2 separate regions of the Homo sapiens genome follow, and region 2 is linked to region 1. A link is an interaction called in ENCODE POLR2A ChIA-PET data of the cell type or tissue named here. Cell type or tissue: MCF 10A. All regions are shown on one strand. Region 1 overlaps IQCJ-SCHIP1 (IQCJ-SCHIP1 readthrough). Region 2 overlaps IQCJ-SCHIP1 (IQCJ-SCHIP1 readthrough).

Region 1 (8,000 bases):
ACAGCTGAATGGAGACCTGAAGAGCTTCTGGGAGCCAGGTGAAAGGGATGGCAAGAGCTGCCCAGCCCCAGGCAAGAGGGAGTTTGGAAAGTTTCATGGAAACTGCACCAGGAGCATCCTCACCAAAATCACTCCCTTACCTCACAAACACATCCCAGGCATCTGAGTCTGCACTTCATTTGTGGAACTTTCCACCAGTCCTAAAAGCCATCTTGCGCACAATAAAATAATCTTGCAATTTTCCTGTAGTTGATTTGAAATATTTTTATGCTGCAAGGAGTTTAATAACAGGCACAATGCTTGAAATGTCACTTCTTATACTTGGAGAACTGGAGTGGAGTGGAGAATGGAGCCTTTTAGGGAAGTACGTGGGAAGAAGCTGTTTAAATCCAGTAATGAATTAGTGTTAAACTTCTAAGGCTCCAGGAACTTCTTGAGTATTTTGGTTTAAAGTAGTTGGCATATTTGAGGGTTTTTCTCCCAGGTCTACTGGAAGCTGTGAGCTGGGAATATAGTAAAACAGAGGTCCCAGCCTTTTTCCTGATGAGTTATTTGTGATTTACCTGAAGCTTTAGGCGCACTAACCCAAGATGAAGTAAAGGCGTTGTAATGCCAGGTGCCAACAGAAAGTCAGGTATTCTCATGCCAGCCACATGAGCACTCCACCCCGGGGCTTCTTTCTAAAACCCTTCTGTGCTTTGCAGGCAGGTCCAAGGAGGTTAGAGAAACCCCTGCAGTCCCCCTTCCATCCCATATGTGATGATTGGATTGGGGAGTCTTGGTTAGGAGCAAAGGATAATTACCGTGTCAGAGCACGACCAATGAATTGTAACAAGCTGAGGTAAAGTTTAATTTCCTCTTCCACCTACCGCAATGAAAAGCTGTTGAATGTCAAATATGGTTTGCACCTTTGAAGTGAAAATGTTTTCTGCCACATGTCATCCCGTTGAGCAAGTCTACACCTGTTCATCTGGTCATGGGTTAGCAGAAAGAATGAAAGAGAGAAACTCTGTGCCTTTGAGCGAAGACATTTTTCAGTACTTATTACTCTGTTTCACTTTCCAGCTTTCACCTTCTCTGCAGTTTTTCTTTCATCTTGACACTATAAGGAATGCATGAGCCTTCCCTATGGAACATTGTAGATCTTGTTTAAATGGTAAAAACATCTCCAGCTCAGCTGACCAGTTCATTAGAATAGCTATGTGCTACACAAGAAACATGAAATATTTTGTCAGGTAGGAATCTAAGGAATCCTGGTGACGTGGGCTTTCCCGTCAGTCGTTTGCTCTTTTCCCTTAACTTAAGCCTTGTGCTGCTTTAGTTATCCTGTAGAATAAATGGAAAAGTAAATGGTTTTATTTTATTTTGGAGACGGAGTCTTGTGACGCCCAGGCTGGAGTGCAGTGGTGCCATCTCAGCTCACTGCAACCTCTGCCTCCCAGGTTCAAGCAATTCTCCTGCCCCAGCCTCCTGAGTAGCTGAGACTACAGACGCGTGCCACCATGCCCAGCTGATTTTTGTATTTTTAGTAGAGACAGGGTTTCACCATATTGGCCAGGCTGGTCTCGAGCTCCTGACCTCAAGTGATCCACCTGCCTCTGCCCCCAAAGTGCTAGGATTATAGGCGTGAGCCACTGCGCCTGGCCCAAGTAAATGGTTTTAAATCACGGTGCTAGGTCTGAGGAAATTATTTACAAAGCTCTATCAAAAAACAAAACTGTGGAATCTTTTAAATTAAGTAACAGTCAAAAAGCCAATGTGAATTTTTTTCCTTGGTATGGCTGCTTTGCTTCATAGCTCAGAGACTGAACCAGAGCTAGAGGTTATGAACTAGACGAGGATTTCATACATTTTTTTCTCCAGCCACTTTTCTCCGTTAGTAAATAAACAAATGAATAAAATAAAAAGGTTGCAGGGTGAACCCAAAATTCTGTAATACTGTTAAAAAATCATGATTAAGTATTATTCATTTTATACACCTACCAATGGCAATGCACTTAAAATGCCATATCAGAACAGTTGTGCAACATCTCAATTTGATAGTTTTTCTAAGAAGCATAACCAAGCTTCCATAAATGTAGTGAAAGCTTTTTTCATATTAAAGACATGTTATCGGGAGATGGAATGTTTCCTTCTTCCTACATAACTGAACAGTGATTAAATATTGACTAAGAGCCAGGAGTTGACAGCCATTGGCCTCACCCTGGTAAATGCTGATATATGATGCTGAATGTAAATACAGAGCCATCCTCTCAGGGCCATAGTTTTGTTGGTTTTTTTTTTTTTTTTCTGTTGGGAGATGGGGAGCCAGCAAGTTGTAGCTTATGCTTGAGGTGTCAGATTCAAGTGTTGCAATAGAAGTGTGTAATTTGAAACAAGTAATTCTTTAAAAAGCCACCCAACTGTCAAAAGAAAAATATATTTTTCTAATCAATCTGAATAATAAACAGAATGCTAGTTAGAAGTTTTAGCAAAACATCCAGGGTACCCACTGAATGCTGCTGTTTGTAGAAACAAAAGAGCTATCCATCACTGGGGCAGCTTATACTTTCATAGACAACGATTGTTTGGTTTATATGAAACAAACTGGTCGAAACATCAGATTTATTTTGGGGACATGAATATATGTTTGGGAAATTTTAAAACATCTTATTTTTGTTGTATGTGTATTTTCTTTTTTGTTGTTTTAAACATCTATTTAAAATATGCAGTTGATATTTTCCCTCCCTCTATGGGGAAAATCAAAGATAATAATTTTTATTACATTTCTTTCTGTTAATAAGGTTCATTATAAGATCTTATTATTTTTATCCCAAGATTTTTAAACCCTGCAGGAAATACCTGGAAGACTTACTCAACAGCTGTTTGTAGTGCCATGAAGCAAAATCTGTTAATTCTTTATTGGTTAGAATGATTTAAACATAGGTCTCCTTTTCAGCAAATATAGCAATCTAAAAAGTCTGCTTTTTTTTCCAGCAAGTTTTAATAGACATTTCCTAACCTCTAAATCATCTATGATACCCTTATTGTGATGGTCATCTGGACATCAACATTGCTATCTTCAAAGTATAATGAAATTAAAAGATACTTTTAAAGATTATTATAGTTCTCAAATTATTCAAATTGAGCCAAAATGGATTCATATGGATTTGAGTTGTTATTAATTCCTATTAGAGGTATTGGCATATGTCTGTTCAAAAACATTAATGCTTCTTAAATATCAATGACTATTCTTCCTTGAAATGTACTGAGAAATGGATTTCGTGCTGCTGAAACTGAAATGAGAAGGAATGGTCATAAATCATAGTTTAGTTTCGCACCTTTAGTCAGATAAGCAGTGAAGTGACTCTGAGTCAAAGCGTGTGTGTGTGTGTGTGTGTGTGTGTGTGTCTGCGCGTGTGCACTGTGTGTGTGTGTGTGTGTGTTTTGTGGTGTGATTGTGGTCTGTGTGTAGTGGAGGGATGGTTAATAGAAATGAAGCATCACAGCTGGACCAGCCACAGCACGTAGAATCCTTCCCTGGGGCCTCAGTTTACAAGACAAATAATTTAGAGTAACCCCTTCCCCCTTTAAAAAGCCGAATATTTTTGTAAAAATTAAAGTGAGCACTGAAGACAGTTTTGAAGACAAAGAAGAACTCACAGTAAGCGAGTCTGAGTAGGTGCGTGACTGGCCAGCTTTGGTATTGACTGGCAAGGAGAAGACTTGTTGAGGGTTGACTTTGGGTCTGATTAGATACCAGGGATTTGACCTATGTAATCTTATTTTTGTCCTCTCAACAAACTTTGTACCCCTTTTTAGTAAAAAGATGAGAACATTAAAACCTAGGAAGATTTAGTAACTTCCACATAGCTGGTAAGTGGTTGAGTTAGAATTCCAACTCCCAGGTGACTTAATTTAAAATTGACTTCAAAGTAGCTCCCATATGGACTGAATATAGGATACGAGCCTCTGCCTAGCCTTCAGTCCTTTTTGTTTGGTTTAGGTGTTGGTTGTCTTTGTAAACACTGGAAGCTGCTGAGTCATCTCCCTCGGCTTTTTCCATCACACTTTACCCCACATACATTCATACACACTTGGCTCAAGCTTTTCGGTTCTTTCTCTGGACACTAGATGACTGTCAGCCTTACCTGGGCCCTGCCCCAGAGGCTGCCCCAGCATCTGGTAGGAGCTTAGTGAGCGGAATGGATTCCTAGTGAAATAATGAATGTCTTTCCTTGTATTCTGTGTTTGAAACCTCCAGGATAGCAATTCCATCTGCTATATGAAATAAGAAAAAGTAAATATTCTTTGGTTAACCTTTGTCATTCGCCTACTTAAACCTCAATCACATTTCTTTGAAATCATGCCAGATTTGTGGAGAGCAAATTGCCAGGTAAATGGAGGGCAAATTCACCAAACTAATTCTTAGTTTTTTCCTTCTCTAAGGGAAGGAACACTTTGCAGCTTAACAGCATTTTCAAAGTTTCAAACAGGACTGGCTACTGAGTTGAAGAAGCATTAGTTGGCCCTTAAGTCCTCCCCTCTGGCCACTGTTGTCCACTTCACACATTTGGACCAACTTCCCTCATCTGAGCCTGAATCCTATTAGCCAGCACTGAAAATCTGGCATGGTTTCAAAGAAATGTGATTGAGGTTTATGTAGGGGAATGATGAAGGTTAACCAAGGAATGTTTACTTTTTCTGATTTCATATAGCAGATGGAATTGCTATCCTAGAGGTTTCAAAATAATCTTATCGAGATGACTTTTGACCCGTCTTCAATAGCATTACAACAATCCCCGCAGCCTGGAGACTAAGCTCTGCTGCTGTTTTGAGTGAGCTGGCCCCACAGAGGGTGTGACGTGGGAGTAGAGATGAGTGTCGGCCTCAAAGTCTGCTCCCATCTCTCAGGAAAGCACCTTCTTTAGATTAAGGTATTGGGGCTGACACTAAAATAGATGATATTTGAGGCTAAGTTTTCAATTTCACTCTTTCCAGAAAAACAAAGTACTGATAGGGATCTACTCTAAAAGCTGGTTTTAAATACAAGGCGTTACAGAAGTGCCAAATGCAGTCACTGCACTTAAAATCATGGCCTGTGGATAGAAACAAAGCTGAAGAGTGGCCTGCCGAGTGTAGAGCGTTCTTTCACTTGTAAGAAATTAAATACAGAGACACTCAACACAATTCCTGGATGTGATTTCCTGTTGGTTCATCTACACACTCTAGAAGATTCCTGAGGAGAGGTTTATTGCCCAAAGGAATTCAGTGGAGGTATTTTCAGGTTTGGCTGATTTCCAAGAGCCCCCTCTCAGGGCCAAATTATCCAATTCCCTTTCTTGGTGAGTTCACCACACTTCATTCATTCACCAAAAATATGCATGGAGAGCCTAACTACTACATACTAGGCACTGAGCATACAGTGCTAAAAATAAAAAAAGATAAAATCCTAGTCCTAATGTAGGATACATGCATTAAACATATGAACATATGAACCCTGTATTTGTCAGGGTTCTTCAGAGAAACATAACCAATAGGGTATAATATATATATAATTCACCTTACATATATATAAAATTGAGCATCTGTAATTAAAAAATCTGAAATCTAAAATGCTCCAAAATTCTAAACTTTTTGAGGGCTGACATGATGCTTATAGGAAATGCTGTGGAATATTTCAGATTTTCAGATTAGGGATGCCTCACCAGTAAGCATAATGCAAATATTCCAAAATCCAACAAAATCCAACATTTGAGACACTTCTAGTCCCAAGCATTTCAGATAAGAGATACTCAACCTGTATATGTGTATGTATACAGGTTGTGTGTGTGTATCTATATATACAGAGAGAGAGAGAGAGATTGATTTTAAAGAACTGGTTCATGCAGTTTCGAGGGCTGGCAAGTCCAGGCCAGCAGGCTGGAAATTCCTTCAAAAGTTAATGTTGCAATCTTGAGTCTAAAGGCTGTCTGGAGGCAGAATTTCGTCCTTTTCAGGGGACCTCTCTTTTCTCTTAATGTCATCAACTGATTGGATGAGACCGGCCCACTTTATGGAGAGTAATCTGTTTTACTTAGAATTGACTGATTTAAATGTTAATCACATCGAAAGCACACCTTCACAGCAACATCTCACCTGGCATTGACAAACAACTGTGCACCATGGCCTAGCCAAGTTGACACAAAATTAACCATAATCCCCCACCTCCAAATAACTGTCATTTCAATTTAGTGGCTCTCAAACTTGAGCAGGAATCAGAATCCCCTGGAACACTTGTTTGAAACACAATTGCTGGGCTCCACACTCCTGATTCAGGAGGTCTAGGGTTGGGCCCCAAAATTTGTATTTCAAACAAGTCCCGGGTAACGCTGATTCTGCTGGTCCAGGGATCATACTTTGAGAATGATAAGATTACATAATTCAGGGTCTGACCCTTAGCCTCGTGGCCCAGAAACTGATTTTGTTATCATAAGAAAGATAATTTTATTTATCAGGGATGTACCCAGTAAACCATGATTCCAAACCTGATGTGTAAAATAGCAATGCCAATTTATTGATTTATGATAAGCACTAAAACTACGGTGGTGAGCAGAACAATCCTGTCAGCCTGGGAGGGGCAGTCCATCCTGTGGGCAGCTCCACTGAAAGGTGAGCAGTCAGTAATTGGAAGGAACTGGGGATCCCAGCCAATGATCCAAAACAGGTGATTTAATTGCTGCAACCGCTCCCACCGCCAGAAGGGTCATATTCTCAGTTCCTGCCCAAGGCCCCCCTCTACCTGGACTTTATACTTGGATTAAGACAGGGGCAACTTTGGAGGAATGGATGTTTTCAGTTGAAAGCTTTGGTATTTACTGGGCTGAAAGAGTGCTCCTCTCTGCTCCTCAGACTCTACTCAGCAGCTGGGCTCAAAGTTCATAGAAATTGGAAATGCTTTTAGTGAATCATTAAAATGTTACCTTTTACAGAAACTTTTTATTGGATATAACTTATACTGTTTTTATGAAAGAGGAACTTGAGCAGCATTAGAATGTGTTAATGTATGTCCTTCATATGCTCGGTTTCCTTTCTTGGTAATAATTTGAGTGAAGTTACAATCTTTCTGTAAAAGACTATTTCCAGCTGGGTGCAGTGGCTCACGCCTGTAATCCCAGCGCTTTGAAAGGCGGGCGGATCACTTGAGGTCAGGAGTTCCAGAACAGCCTGGCCAATATGGTGAAACCCCATCTCTACTAAAAATACAAAAATTTAGCTGGCCATGGTGGTATGTACCTGTAGTCCCAGCGACTTGGGAGGCTGGGGCAGGAGAAACACTTGAACCCAGGAGGTGGAGGTTGCAGTGAGCCGAGATTGAGCCCCTGCACTCCAGCCTGGGTGACAGAGCGAGATTGTCTCAAAAAGAAAACAAAAAGGCTATTTCCATCTTTCTCTGCACATTGAGAGGACCTGACTTTGAAAAAATACTTATACATTTCATATTTTCAAAATTTTTCATGTCCACTTAGAAGCATTTTTTTCCCCTAAGCTTTGGCTTTCTGCCTTTATCATTGCTATTTTAAGATTTTTACATGAAAAATGGGATTTGTTTCTTAATCCTTTAAACCAAATTGTGTTGTGAAAAAGTTGTGTTTATGTTATTTATTTTAATATTCTTTTTTTAGAATCCTGCAATTATCCTCAGCATGGAAAGTTTGGCCCTAAAACCGCTTCTGAGAAATCAGAATGTGGCCTGAGTCTGGGCGGACCCCTCACACCTTGCCTGCCTTGGACTTCTTATGAAACACAATTGAATAGATAACCTAAGGCAAGGGGATAAGGTGGCCCTGGAACTTCCTCAAAGGAATAGGGACCTCAGCGCAGATAAGTAGATTCAACCACTCAGTGCAGGGAGGTGCAGTCTCACGTTTAACCTCTCAGTTTCATTGTCATATCAGCCCAGGGGCCCATCAGCAAATAGAAACCATTCTAAGAATTTCAGGGAGCAGATTTAATGCAAGGAATCAGTTAAACAAGTGAAA
Region 2 (8,000 bases), 54 kb after region 1:
CAGAACCTTGTTGGGTGGTTGTATTGCAAGGCACTCTACACAGAAGTCTCTCTCAGAGAAGAATGGAGTTTTAGGATGGGGGTGTATTGTTTATTGTTTCTTATCCCTGAAAAGTTTCCATCTTCTTGTCTTCATCTTGACTCATTCCCTACCCCCAGGCTTCTGCTTTATTCATCAAGCTTTCATTGTGCAGCCAGTGAGCAGGCCTAGAAAGTCCTGCACGTGTTATGTGACCCACCCCTCTCCTGGACTAGGAAGGATTAGGGCAGTGAGCTTCTGCACGGTGAGTCTCCAGAGTACTTTTCCTTTGAACCTGCTGCTGAAATTGAAGCCTCTGAGGATACCAGGAGTTGAGTTTTCAGGGCCATCTTTTCGTTCTCCTCACTAGGAAGGCTGAAATGAGTGTGCTTGTGAGTGCGTCAAGGGAGTCGAATTGAGATAGCAATAGCAGGCTTTGCTCCTGCTTGAACCTCAAATAGTAAAAATTAAGAATATTTATAAAAATAGGTTTTTCTCATTCCACAAAACAGATAAGTTATTAAAATTACATTAGCAAATAATCCTAACATAAACTCCCACCATTTTTAAGAGAGTGCTTGATAGGAAAACTTGTCAAACATGTCAATTCCATTTCTCATGCAAAAAGTACTTGTTTTCTCTGTCAGTAGCACAGTGAAACTGCGTGGTTAATGGGAAGAGGAAGAGTTTTTGAGACGGCTACATAAATAGAACATAGGACAGATAGATACTAAAATAGCTTAAAAATAATGTCCCTATTGATTTTTTTAATTTGATGGTTTAAATTCAGTCACATTTTTGTTAAGTACCATTTATGTACTCAGAGCTATTTTATTAAGAAACAACATGGGCCAGGCGCGGTGGCTCACGCCTATAATCCCAGCACTTTGGGAGGCCGAGGCAGGCGGATCACAAGGTCAGGAGATCAAGACCATCCTGGCTAACACGGTGAAACCCCGTCTCTACCAAAAAAAATATAAAAAAATTAGCCGGGCATGGTGGTGGGCGCCTGTAGTCCCAGCTACTCAGGAGGCTGAGGCAGGAGAATGACATGAACCCAGGAGGCAGAGCTTGCAGTGAGCTCAGATCTCGCCACTCGCCACTGCACTCCAGCCTGGGCAACAGAGTGAGACTCCATCTCAAAAAAAAAAAAAAAAGCTAAAAAAGAAAAGAAACAACAAAACTAATTGCCTGTGGCAACTGAGGAATATAAATAAGAAAATTTTATTTAACTTTTCCCCCTTAATTTTCTCATTACATTAGCTTGAAGAATTTATAGCCCAGTTTTTTCTTTTTGTGTATCCTCAAGTCCTGAAGTGGCCCTGAAGCCACTCAGAAACTGGCCCCAGTTTTTTCCCAGAAACATGTATTGTCTGACTTGTATTTCCTTTGAGTATTGTCCGCAAGTCCAGAATTACTCTGTCTCAGGGAGGATGGGTCTGTTCCAAGAATTGTATGTGCTGCATTGGGGGGTGTCCATATTTTCAAGTCACAGCGTTGGGTAATAATATATGTACAAAGCCTTACATTAAAAAAAAAAAAACCTTCCAATTAAGAGTTTAGTTTTCATGAAGTAAATTATAGTGACTTTAATATTTTAATAAGCTCTCTCCCTAAAAAAACTTATAACAGCAATTATTCTATCTTATTTCTATTTGACTTAAAAAGAAGCTAGGAGCCAAAAATAAGCAGGGAATTTAAAGAATTACAAAATAATCCTTTTAAAGAGTAAAGACCTTTTAGTTATAAAGTTGACAAACACTTCAAAAACTCAACATAGAAAAACATCCTTTCATTGTTGGTATTCAGAATGGATTGTTCTCTCTTTAGCATGTTAAAAGTTCTAAAATTATCTTTAAGGTCTTTTTCTTTTTTTTTTTTTTTTTTTTTTTTTTTTTTGATAAGCACCAGCCAAGCAGCCTTAGTGGGTAGGAAGGATGATGCCGGAGGTTAGAAATGTTCAACTGCAACATTGATTTGTGTCTGTCCCTCTCCCTCTCCCTCGCTGGCCTTTTTCTCGTTAATGAGGACTAGAATGTTTCCACATCAGTTAACTGCCTTCATAAAGCACCAGAAGGTCACACCAGCTCCAGACTGATCCTTTTCTTTGTGCCTATAATATAATTGGCTGATTGTGCGGGTGATGAGCGCCCCCTCCCCCAGCCCGGTCCCAGCTCCATGTTCCTAAGCCTGCCTCACTGGTTTCGGAGGGCTGGAGAGCAGCTCAGCTCGCTAGCTGCGCGCTTCCCGGCACAGGCAGTGCCACTGCGCAGGTTGATCAGCGAAACAGCATCCATTTTAATCTGCGGGGAGCCCCTGCCTTACCAGGGCGTTCTCTCCGCCCGCCGGTGGATGCTCCGCGCCTGCCCTCCGCAGCCTCGCTCAGCAGTCCTGCGTTGGGGTCTGCGCCCTAGGATGCACTGAGATGGTACATCAGGATAACTGCTCGTATCAGGTAAAATTTAAAGCCTGATTCTGAGGCCGGCATCCTTTGGGAGAGGAGGCCTTCCTCTTCCAAAGCAGCAGGTTGCCTCTTTCCGGATATTCAGGGATTTTGCCATCTTCCGCGCCTGGCCTTCATCACGTGCAGTATCTGAATTGTAATTAGCTTTTCTGGGGAGTAATGGGGCAGAAAACACTGCTTCCTTGGCCTTTAAAGCATTTGTGAAATTCACGGAGGTGATATGTGCTTTGCATATTTTGTACGTCTGCAAAAAAGAGGAATTGCTTTGGACTGTAATTTGAATTTAAGGGAATTTCAGAGGAAAATCTGTTTGGAATCTCACATCGATAACACTGAAAAACGTGATTTTTGCTCGTTGCATAGGATGTGAGTTGCTTCACATCCAGCTTTTAGGACTATCTTTAAGAAATTATGTAAATAGATAGTCGCGATTGATAATCTTGGAAATTTTCAAAAATCAGCCAGTATGCACTTGATGTTTAAAGTTGCACTTGTGTGTCTTTCCGAACTTATTTTTACTAGTATGTTGTTTTAAATGGTTGGTAAATAAGCATTAAAGTATCAACATGCATCAAAAACTCCAAATAGAAAAATCTTAGTAATTCATATTCATTTGTATGCTAATTTGCTACTGGAGTTATGAATTAAACACTTAGACAATTTCAAAAGATCAGCTCTAGAGTGTTTAGTAACTCCTTGGTAGGACTTGGACTGTTGAGGCAACATAGAAAGTATCTTTGTTGAAAACAGACAGCAAGAATGTTCTCAGAGAAATTGCTCTTTGCAGCAGCAGGCAGGGCTGGTCCAAATCTTGGAGAGTTAATATTGGGATATTACTCAACTGACTGAGTTTAGAATCTCTGAGAGACCAATTCTCTAACTTAACAATGCTTCTTCCTTGTGTGAGGTCGGTTACCTGAGACAAGCAAGTGTTTCTCATAAGGTCAGATTTCACAATGGTAAATATGTGCAGGCAAAATAGTACATTTCACAAGACTCAAGGCAGTGGTTTCTCAGCTAAGTAACGTGTGCCTATGAAATGTATTTATATACTTTGTCTTGCTTAATAACTAGAAATTTGTACTTACAGATTTATTTCATAGTATTTTCATTTTATGGTACATTTAGGGCCATAGATCCTAAATATTGAGCGTCATGCTTCACAGTAATTCTTTCCACGAGAAAGGGGTCAGAGATGCTGAGAAAAAAACCAACATGTCACTTACACATAATACAGAACTTGAGGGTAGGGGATGTCAAGTATCCATAGAGAGCCTAATCTACACATGGCATGGCTCCAGGTGATTGAATTACTATAATAATTAAAATAACTCTCTCTTTTCCAAGAATCTATTTATTTTTGAAGGGCAAACTACTATAAGATTATTCCATATGTCTTTTCATTAGGTTGAACATAAAAGCATTGTTTTTGTAGGTTGAAAATTGGTCAAATATCAGCAATTTCATCTGGAGAGAAGGGGTTATATTAGCATTCTACTTCTTCCAAAGGAAGATAAATTGATTTTATTTTACATGAGCTGCAATATATAACAGTGTCATTATGTGTTTAATAGTTTTGAAGTATTTATTGCTTATTTTCACAATAAAATTAAGTGTATTGGTTGGGTAATAATGGTCAATAGATTTTGCATCTGCATGGGATTTTATAGTAGAACTACCTACATGTGTATGTTCTTTTGAAGTGCTCTCTCTTTATACATAGCTCAGCAAAAACAGAAACATTAACCTTGAAGCCAAATCTTAATCCCACTTAGAAACCTTCATTTTAGAACCCAGCTGGCACCACATGCAACTAGATTCAGAAAAGGTGCTTTCTTGAAGTCCTTAGCTTGATGTTTGTAGTCACTGATGATATCTGCAGTTGAATGGCTTTCGGAAACTTCCCCACCATTTTACAAGGACTTACTTATTTTTTAAGGATGATATTGCAGTGGTTAAAAGCAAATTTCTTAGATTAGCATTTTTAGTCAGTTGATAGAATTCATTTGAAATATTGATTCCTTTTCTCCCATAAATGATGTATGCCAAGATTTCTTAATGGGTAGTCCATGAATGGGGGCTTCAGGGGCCATTCCCCTGAAAATTGCATGCACATTTTTGTGCTTTTGTATAGATGTACATCATTGTTGTCGTGGTTGTTATTGTCATCATAATTACAGCAATAATAGCCTTCTATGTGTTCTACCTACCCCTGCCCTTGCCCACACTCCATAGTCTATTTTCAACACAGTTTCCAAAATGAGCTTTTAAAACTGAAGACAGATCATGTCCCATATCTCAAAAATTTTAGTTTATCATCCTGCTCAGAGTAAAAATCCAAGTCCTAACAGGGCTTTATATCAGCTCGTCCCTGCTTCCTCTTGGACTCCGCTCCTACATTCCTGATTTCCTCCACTACCTTCCTACCATGCTGGGCTGGCCCTGCACCTGCTATTCCTTCTGCCTGGCATGCACCCCCACCTCCCCTATCCACCCCCTCCCCGCCCCACTGTGTAGGGTTGCCAGATTTAGCAAATAACTTACAGCATTTGGGACATACACTAAAATATTGTTCACTGTTTATCTGAAATTCACATTCAACCAGGCATCTAATATTTTACATCTTATAGATATTTACCTTATATTGTCGCCTCTACCCCCATCCATTACTCTCTCACTTTCTGCGAGTCTTTGCTCAGATGTCACTTCTAGGTGAAGCCTTATCTGGATGTAATCTGTAAACTTCCAGCTCTCCAGTTCTATCCCAATATTTCTTTCTTTTTTTTTTTTTTTTTTTTTTTTTTTTGAGATGGAGTCTCACTCTGTTGCCCAGGCTGGAGTGCAGTGGCGCAATCTCAGTGGCGCAATCAAACTCAGCTGCTGAGTTCAAGCAATTCTCCTACCTCAGTCTCCTGAGTAGCTGGGATTACAGGCGCCCGCCACCATGCCCAGCTAATTTTTGCATTTTTACTAGAGACTGGCTTTCACCATGTTGGCCAAGCTGGTCTCGAACACCTGACCTCAGGTGATCTGCCCGCCTTGGCCTCCCAAAGTGCTGGGATTACAGGCATGAGCGCGGCCTATCCCAATATTTCTATCATGCTTCTCTAATTTATTTTTATATTTATTTATCGCCATTTATCATAGTACATATTTTACTTATTTGTCTATTTTCTGGCTCCCTCACTCACTTCATGAGGGCAGGGATTTTATCTTTGTTCTGTCTGCTTTCTCAGTGCTTAGAATAGGTCCTCAAGTAATACAGATGGATATGTCTACTATTTGTAAAATTGACTAACAAAAAAGGCATTGTAAGGCAGGGCGTGGTGGCTCACGCCTGTAATCCCAGGACTTTGGGAGGCCGAGGGCTGCGGATCACGAGGTCAGGAGATCGAGACCATCCTGGCTAACACAGTGAAACCCCATCTCTACTAAAAAAAATACAAAAAATCAGCCGGCCAAGGTGGCGGGCACCTGTAGTCCCAGCTACTAGGGAGGCTGATGCAGGAGAATGGTGTGAACCCGGGAGGCAGAGCTTGCAGTGAGCTGAGATCACGCCACTGCGCTCCAGCCTGGGCGACAGAGCAAGACTCTGTCTCAAAAAAAAAAAAAAAAAAAAAAAAGCATTGTAAACATTCTATGGCATTTTGGTTTCTTGTTTTATGACTTTCAGTCCTACTCCTTCCCCTCCTCCCACCATGAACCTGCACTGTTTTCATTGTGTGTGAGCTGGTTATCTATCCCCTTGTTTCTTGTTAGTTTTCTCATCTGTGAAATGGAGACTTTCCCAGTTAACTTCCTGGCATAAGAGTTGCCAGGTCCCCTGCCAGAGGCTGCCTTTCTGCATAAACAAGTCAGTTATCATGAATTAAGAGCCCCCTTCCTCTTGTGTCATTTCTTCTGAGCACATCAGGGGTTTGGTGAGGATTGTTCAGCGGCCCAGGGAAACTGTGTCTCACTTCATTTCCCAGTTGTATCTTGCTAATATGTAGAAATACAATGGATTCTTACACATTGCTTTTCTAAATGGATGATTTGTTTTGAAAAAGAGAGTTTCGCTGCTACCAAGAGCCTGAACACCCCTGTTTGAGCAAGGGCTTGTATGCACTGTTCTTTGAACAACGTAAACCAAGGAGGAATAAACAGAAGGAATTCTCCTACAGAATTTTTCATGGTTGTTTGTTTTGTTTTTAAAACTGCTCACATCGTCGTCATCTTCATATACTTTTCTTCCTTACAGGATTTATGTTAGCAAAGAGGTTACTGAGGCATGTGTTGTCATTTGTGGTCTTAGCCCTGTTAAAAGATAGAGCTATCGACCTCCATTTTCCAGTCTTGGGAGGAAGCCAATCTCTTCAGGAAAGAAACTTGCCCACAGCTTCAGGCCTGGCAGCCTTCAAGAGGCCACATTTTTCTAAATGGTTTTTGATAGACAGCTTAGAAATATTGTAAACTTGAAAGCACAAGTTTAGGTCGAAGGGTCCATTTTGCTTAAAAGCTCTTAAATATTTTTTCCCTCTTTCCTGGAGTGGGGTTTTGGGATAAGTGTGTATATAAAAACAATGACATGCTTTCATACCTTTCTTGCCATTGCTTAAATTCCCTTATGACCGCCCCAGATATAGATCACACCCTGACATTCTTAGCTACTGTGGGAATGGAGACTTGAAGAAGAAAAAGTAAAATAGTGTGTGAATAACACTCATCTTTTTCCTCCCTTGGGAGCATAAAGAGTCCCTTCTTCAAACACATACCAGGTCATGAGAAGCACCGTCAGAAATCTTTAATGCTTCCCTCTGTTCCTTAGGATACATTTCAGACTCCTCTGCATGGCCTTCAAGGCCCGACATTTGTTTCTGACCCCTAGGCAGAAATGCTTCTCGCTCCAGACCCTTTACTCCTGCCTTCACAGTGCCATCAGTTCTTAGCTGCAATGCCTCAGGCTGAGATGTCTCCTACCCACACACCACCTGCTCCCACCCACTGCAGGCTAATGCAGCTTTCAAGGCTCAAATGCCACCTCCTTCAGGAAACTTTTCCCATTTATTTCTCAGTCCAGATTTCTCCTTCTCAGTACATTTTGTTTTTACTTGTATTAGAACCCATTTACAACTATTTACATATAGGTCTGTCTCCTCCATTAGACGACAAGCTTCTTCTTTTTTTTTTTTTTTTTAGATGGAGTCTTGCTCCGTTGCCCAGGCTGGTGTGCTGTGGCGCAATCTTGGCTCACTGTAACCTCCACCTCCCGGGTTCCAGCGATTCTCCCACCTTAGCCTCCTGAGTAGCTGAGATTACACGCGTCCACCACCATGCCCAGCTAATTTTCTGTATTTTTAGTAGAAACGGGTTTTCACCATGTTGGCCAGACTGGTCTCAAACTTCTGACCTTAGGTGATCTGCCCACCTTAGCCTCCCAAAGTGCTGGGATCACAGTCGTGAGCCACCGCGCCTGGCCGACAACAGGCTTCTTGAAGACAAGGGGCCTTCTTTAAATTTTCACAAGTCTCTGCCTTAT

Evidence for each region. ChIA-PET counts read pairs that join two places held together with the same protein. Peaks named below come from ENCODE experiments on the same cell type or tissue, not always from the same donor. Only the 100,000 strongest peaks of a DNase experiment are listed, where the experiment ranks them.
Region 2: POLR2A ChIA-PET joins it to region 1 with 10 read pairs; 4 of 35 experiments call an interaction of 5 or more read pairs at or near these places.

What each region holds. Positions count from the first base shown.
Region 1 is chr3:159,783,307-159,791,306 of GRCh38, forward strand. The region is part of intron 4 of IQCJ-SCHIP1 (IQCJ-SCHIP1 readthrough); the gene reads left to right. All of the region lies in intron 2 of SCHIP1 (schwannomin interacting protein 1), which reads left to right. Among named protein-coding and RNA genes, the nearest start is that of IQCJ-SCHIP1-AS1, 19 kb to the left of the region's middle. In MCF 10A, no CTCF peak of the experiment used is centred here; DNase peaks (open chromatin) are centred at 955, 2,265, 4,055 and 4,705.
Region 2 is chr3:159,837,742-159,845,741 of GRCh38, forward strand. All of the region lies in intron 4 of IQCJ-SCHIP1 (IQCJ-SCHIP1 readthrough), which reads left to right. The region is part of intron 2 of SCHIP1 (schwannomin interacting protein 1); the gene reads left to right. All of the region lies in intron 2 of LOC124906299 (a long non-coding RNA gene), which reads right to left. Among named protein-coding and RNA genes, the nearest start is that of IQCJ-SCHIP1-AS1, 73 kb to the left of the region's middle. In MCF 10A, no CTCF peak of the experiment used is centred here; a DNase peak (open chromatin) is centred at 3,420.